Regions from separate parts of the Homo sapiens genome. Here region 1 is linked to region 2. Evidence: read pairs that join two places in POLR2A ChIA-PET (ENCODE). Cell type or tissue: CD4-positive, alpha-beta T cell. All regions are shown on one strand. Each heading gives the region's core, and the rest is flanking DNA. Links, peaks and the distances in the headings are about the cores only.

The links. Peaks named below come from ENCODE experiments on the same cell type or tissue, not always from the same donor. Only the 100,000 strongest peaks of a DNase experiment are listed, where the experiment ranks them.
Region 1: POLR2A ChIA-PET joins it to region 2 with 14 read pairs; 5 of 35 experiments call an interaction of 5 or more read pairs at or near these places.

Annotation. Positions count from the first base shown.
Region 1 is chr12:52,690,036-52,692,943 of GRCh38, forward strand. It overlaps KRT77 (keratin 77), which reads right to left. Exons shown (of 9, transcript NM_175078.3): 6 at 2,720-2,845; 7 at 2,386-2,606; 8 at 1,903-1,937; 9 at 1-1,404. The coding sequence ends at 1,130. Among named protein-coding and RNA genes, the nearest start is that of KRT1, 11 kb to the left of the region's middle. In CD4-positive, alpha-beta T cell, for the core only: no CTCF peak of the experiment used is centred there; a DNase peak (open chromatin) is centred at 1,296; H3K4me3 peaks cover 1,004 bases.
Region 2 is chr12:52,584,830-52,587,737 of GRCh38, forward strand. KRT72 (keratin 72) reads right to left here. Exons shown (of 9, transcript NM_080747.3): 7 at 2,802-2,908; 8 at 2,117-2,151; 9 at 760-1,343. The coding sequence ends at 1,153. Among named protein-coding and RNA genes, the nearest start is that of KRT74, 12 kb to the left of the region's middle. RefSeq lists an enhancer at 209-378 and a cis regulatory region at 294. In CD4-positive, alpha-beta T cell, for the core only: CTCF peaks have their summits at 1,250 and 1,451; a DNase peak (open chromatin) is centred at 1,372.

The DNA.
Region 1 (2,908 bases), core at 174-2,673, 110 kb after region 2:
ACTTGGGGTTGGAACCCTTCCAAGACCCAAGTCAGATCCTCAGACTCCTCAGGCCCGAGGCACCTGGATGGAACAGAGCTGGGCTTCACATGCCCACCCAATGGGGCAATTCTCAGAGTGGTTATGATGCAGAGCTTAGGAAGGGTCAGGCTTCAAAAGAATGGAGCTGTCAGGAGGAAACAGGACAGAAGCAGAACTTGCTTGTCTGTTCATCAACTCCTGCATCCACTGCTAAAACAGGCTTCCTTTGGGTAAGGATTCATGACCCTATGCCCTCTGAAATACTTCCACCTTGAGTTGTTTACACAGGGGAGAATGCTTCCTGAAACAGAGGTTCAGAATCAGGACAGTGATGCCTTACAGATATCTGGTGTGGGCAGCAAATCTATACTATCCATCAACATGAGTGTATGAGGCTATGGACCAAGAGGCAGGAATAGGCCGCTGGTGCAGAGGTTTTCCTTACCAAGCTAGCTTGCCCTGCAATCAGCAACTTCCCCCAAAGGGATCATTATGTGGTCCCCAGCAGGGCAGGGGGGCGTGGATTCTTGTTCACAGAGCAGCCCAGGTACAGCAAAGGGAGCTTGGGGTTGAGATACCAACTCTCCATTATGCGCCTTGTCGATGCTCTCTACAGGCTGTTTCTGTTTCCCTCCATTGCTAAACTAGATGCCTGGTATCTTTTAGCACTGGGGATTAATACTTAGCTGCAGTGGCTTGAACTGGGGCATAAGGGCATTCTACTTGGAGGCAGAGGAATGATAACAATGACTTCTCCCTACCTTGCCAACTCACGCAGCCTCTGCCTCTAACTGGAATGTTTGTGCTCACCCTGGGCTACCGATCTTCCAAAAAGGTGGGAGCAGGAACAGCAGCAGGGCCAGCAGAGCGGGGTCTGAGTGAGAATGTGCCTAGCTGTGAATCTGACTGCAAGCCAGTGCCCTCCAAAGAGAGATCTGCTGTTTGGACTTATCCACCCTGCTTCCCCCATTAGAGTCGAATTTATTGGCAAAATTGCTGAGACCCATTAAGAAAAGTGAATGAGAGGGGATCAGGAAGGGCGTGGAGGGGAGGAGTTTGAGGAGAGGGCGGTGAGGGGCAGGCGTGATGTGTGGCAGAAACGAGGCCTCTACTCCAAGATCCGCCTGTGGGAGGTGTTGGTGGAGGTCTGGATGATCTGCACGCGCGAGGATCCGCGGCCGCTTCTGCCGCTCCCTCCGTAGCTCCCGCCACCGCCGCCGCAGCCGCTGCCATAACCGCCTCCACTCCTGCCTCGTGCCCCGCCTCCGCGGTAGCTTCTTCCGCCGCCATAGCCCCCACCGCTGCCGCCGCCGTAGCCTCCTGAGCCGTAGCTGCCGCCGCCTCCCGCGCCGCCGTTGACGCTCACCTGGCTGTTCTGCACGGCTGTGGGTAGGGGACAGTGCACACGGGGTCAGAGGGACCGGGCAAGGCCCCCACCTGCACCCGCCCCTGCACCTGCAGCCTCCTCCATCCTCGATCACCCGTGGCATCGACTTGCAAACCCCATACATTGAAAATTGAAAGTGTTCCTACTTGAAAAGTATTCTTCATACTACAAAGGGATGCCAGGGTTCCTCTCAGCAACACACTTACATTGTTTATTGAATATGTACCCTAAAGAGTTCTAGCCGCTGCTGATTCCTCCTAGGCATCATTTAATAAAAAGGCATCATAACAATTAAGATAAGCAGACCTGAAATCATAACCATTTATTTCAAATGAATTCTTCCAGGCTTTGCCATTACACTTGCTTACTTTGGTGTCTATTGCACAGGACTGGAAGCTAAAATGCCAGACTTTCCGTTCTCTGCTGGCCACCTCCTGGCCCTCCCTCCACCCAGCACCACCAGCCTCTCTCTGCCCCTGGGCTCTGCTACTTACAGATGCTCACATGGCTCTGCAGCTCTCCTGACATCCTGTAAAACCAAAGCACACGGTCAGCCAGACCCACAGGGCCTGAGGAGAGAAGGCTGTGGCCCACAGACATCTGGATCAGAGGTGTCCCCAAGCCTTAGGGAAATGTGTGTGCATGAGCAGAGGTCAGGAAGCCAGTGGGGCAGAGAGAAATTTCAGGGTTTTCATGAAGCCTTTTAGCATTGGGGGTGAATACCCAGCTGCAGAGGCTTGGATTGGGGTATAAGGACATTCTACTTGGAGGTGGAGGAATGATAACAATGACTTCTCCCTATGTGAAGAGGCTTGTCCATTCACACAGCCTCTGCCTCTAATTGGAATGTTTCTGCTCACCCTGGGCTACCAATCTTCCCAAAAAGGTGGGGCTTATCTTTTCTCCAAATAGCCAGTCCCACAGCTTCATGGGTGCATCTCAAGCCTTAGCCCCAGAAACACAGCTGCCAGACCCACCTGCTCTCCTCGCCCTCCAGCAGCTGGCGGTAGGTGGCGATCTCCACATCCAGGGACAGCTTGACCCCCAGCATGGCCTGGTAGTCACGCAGCAGCCGGGCCAGCTCCTCCTTGGACTGCTGCAGGGCCTCCTCCAGGTCCTGCAGCTTCTGCCACGCATCCTGGAGGGCCTGCTCGCCTCTCTCCTCAGCATCCGAAATGAGTGACTGCATCTGTTCAATCTGCTCCAGAGACAGTTGGAGACCATTTAATGGTTAAGTTTCCAGAGCTCGATCTGGCAGGGCATTGTAGGAGGTGCAGGGCTTGGTCAGCCCTCCCTAAGCACCCGTCCCACCTGCTTCTTCACGTTGCTGATCTCTGCCTGCAGCCTCTGGACGGTGCGGTTGAGCTCTGCAATCTCCATCTTGCTGTTCTTCAGGTCGTCTCCATGTCTCCCTGCCGTGATCTGGAGCTCCTGGTACTGGGGCCAAAGGCAGCATCATAGTCAGCATGTGCTGCCCACCACAAGCCCCTCCAGGAGGGA
Region 2 (2,908 bases), core at 324-2,823:
ACATACACACACACGCAGAGCTAAAAGAGCATCCTTGAATCTCTCAGCTTCTTACTCCACTGAATTTTTCTTCATAGTAGTTAACACTGCTTGACTTCATATTATATATTGCTTTGGTAGGTGCATATTTTCACTCTCCCTCTATGGGGCCAGTGTCTGTGCCTATTTTGTTTATTCTGGTATTCCCAGTGCCTGAGCAATGCCTAGCTCACTAAATATTTGTTAATTGAGCACTATTTCATATACACCTTAGATAGAGAGGCTACAAGCATATATACACACAGGCCTTACATGTTAGGGTGAAAAGGAAGTTGGTTAAAAGAAGAGGAAGACAGGGCCATTGTGTGGGAGCAGGACTGGGGAGTGAGTGGTGGGTGGTGGAGAGTGAGACAGTGGGAGAATGAAGGGAAGACCACTCGCTACACAGACAGTGAGTGTGCTCAACCATGGGTGCTTTGAGAACCAGAGCAGGAAGCCATGAGGAAGCTCTAACATCTGTATCTATCATGGGGTAATGATGTCTTGCAGGGCTATTGTGCAGAATAGGTGGCACAGGGCACGTGAAGCAATGGGCCTGCCCGGCCCTGGCCTCAGTAATACATTTCAACTGTTTACAAGGATCAGCCCTCACCCAGTGCCTACCTGGCTAAAACCAGTGAAGAGCCACATGAGCCCAGAGTGAAGCAAGAATCAGATGAAGAAAAGTTAAGGCACTGCAGATGGTGACATCCTGGGCAACAGATTCAACTGAGAACCAAACAGATTTAATCATTTATTGCAGAAGAAGCAGAGGACTGGACACAATCCCAATCAGAAGATGAAGAGAGTCCCTTGGTAGTGAAGGCCCAAGAAAGGCATGGGGGCAGAGGGGCTTGTAGCTGGCCTTGGGGAAACATCCTGGGTAAGTGTTGTCTTTGCATTTCAGGCAATGACCCAACGAAACGGGACCAAGAAGGAGGCCACTGAGAGAGCTCCTGACTGGACTCCTTGCATCGAAGCATCACACCTTGAGGACAACAGGGAGAGGAAATGGGGTTGGGACTGTAGTGACAGACAAAGCATTTCTTGACTTGGAAAGGGAGCCCAGGGAAGGAGAGGGAGGAGACGGGTGAGTTGGGAAGCCTTCTGCTCACAGAGCCAACCACTTGTCCATCATCTGGAGGCCTTTTTGGTGGCACAGCTGCTCCCCGAGGTTTTGGCAAGGGGATCCTTGAGCTCACTGCCACAGCTGCCTTTGGTCTTGACGTCTGCAGCTGCAGTTTTGTAGCTATAACTGCTTGAGGCGCCAAAGCCCATGCTGAAGCCAGCCCCTCCTGCCCCAGCATTGGTGCTGCTGATGACGGCTGGAATGGATGAGAGAAGACCTCAGCCCCCGTCAGCTCTAGCCCCACGTCAGAGCCCCTTCTTGGGCATCTCGGGCCACCTCCTTTACTCTCGCCCGCAGTGGCTTCCTGCTGAGATGGATTCTCTCTGTTGTGTGTTTCAGTCTACTAAGAGATTTTTATCAGCACTGATCATACAGCTTCAGTTTTCATGCACTTAGCCTCACACATTTTACCTTTTCCTATTAGTGTGTGAATTTCCCCCATGGGCAAGACCAAATGAAGAGAGGCACTTCCCAGGGCCCATCTGGTGCTGCTGGTCTGCTGATGAGGAAAGGGGCCACTGAGGGCCCTGTCTCTCAGCACCACAGCATCTCCACACAGGCTCTCCAGCTTTTACAGCTGAGGACATGCTCTCATTCACTCATTCAACTATTCCATCTCATTCATTCATTCCATCACTCAACCCTTCAGGCCCCTCAATTCCCCTTAACTGCAATCTGAGGCCTTTGCTTTGGTCAACAGAAAAATAATGTCACAATTAAGCATCAATCGTTGGATGATACACTCATGAGTATCATTTGATCTTTCTATAGGTTGTACTTTTGTCTCTCATGATAGTCTTCTCCATCCACTGCTTCCCCTTAGTTACTACAGCCAGCTCCTTCCTTTTTCCCTTAAGTCTCCCCTGAGCCCCCTCTGTCATTCTGATTTCTCTTTTGTGTCATGAATTAAAGGGACTCGGACTTCTGGTAAGGTGACCAAGGGCAGAACTGAGATCTGCAGATACTTACAGATGCTCACAGAATTTGGATATTCGCCAGACATCCTGAAGAAGGAGAAGAAAAACAGGTAAATCCCCCATAAATAATCACCCCAACCACCTGGAAGTCACCTCTGTGAATAAGCCTCTCCACGCAGAATGTGCCTTCCCAAACCCATCCTAGCCTCCTTTCTTCCCACACATCCCAGTGCGACCCCCACCAAGAAATAGAAAACTGAGATGAAAATCTGCTGCAAGGAGTCAGCCCTCCATCAAGACCCTTTAGAACTGCTTGCTGTGTGGGATCATTAGGCCTCCACTTCCCTCTAGTCATGCCACTGTTCTTAGACGATTAAGAAGAATGAGCTTACCTCCCCATTGGAGCCCCAGGCTTTGCTGGAGCGACCTTGAACTTGGACAGCCCTTAGAGGCCATCTTGCTCCTCCCCCCACCCACAAAAATGCACCATGAACGGTCGGGGATGCTGTTTCTCAAACATTGCCGGCATTAATACCTCCTCTCCCACAGCCTTTGGGATTTTTTACAACTTGGTCTTTCTTGCTGTCTAACTTTGGCCTTCCTAATCATGTGACAAGCCCATTTGCTGTATGGTTTTACTTCAGTAGGACCTAAACAGGACCAAACTGTTTGCCTTGGAGCTTCCTACCAAAGCAGAGAGAAAACTGGTCCCGACACAAGGGTATCCGGCCCCTCACCTGCACTCCTCGCTCTCCAGCAGCTTGCGGTAGGTGGCGATCTCCATATCCAGGGCCAGCTTCAGGCTCACGAGCTCCTGGTACTCACGCAGCATCCGTGCCAGCTC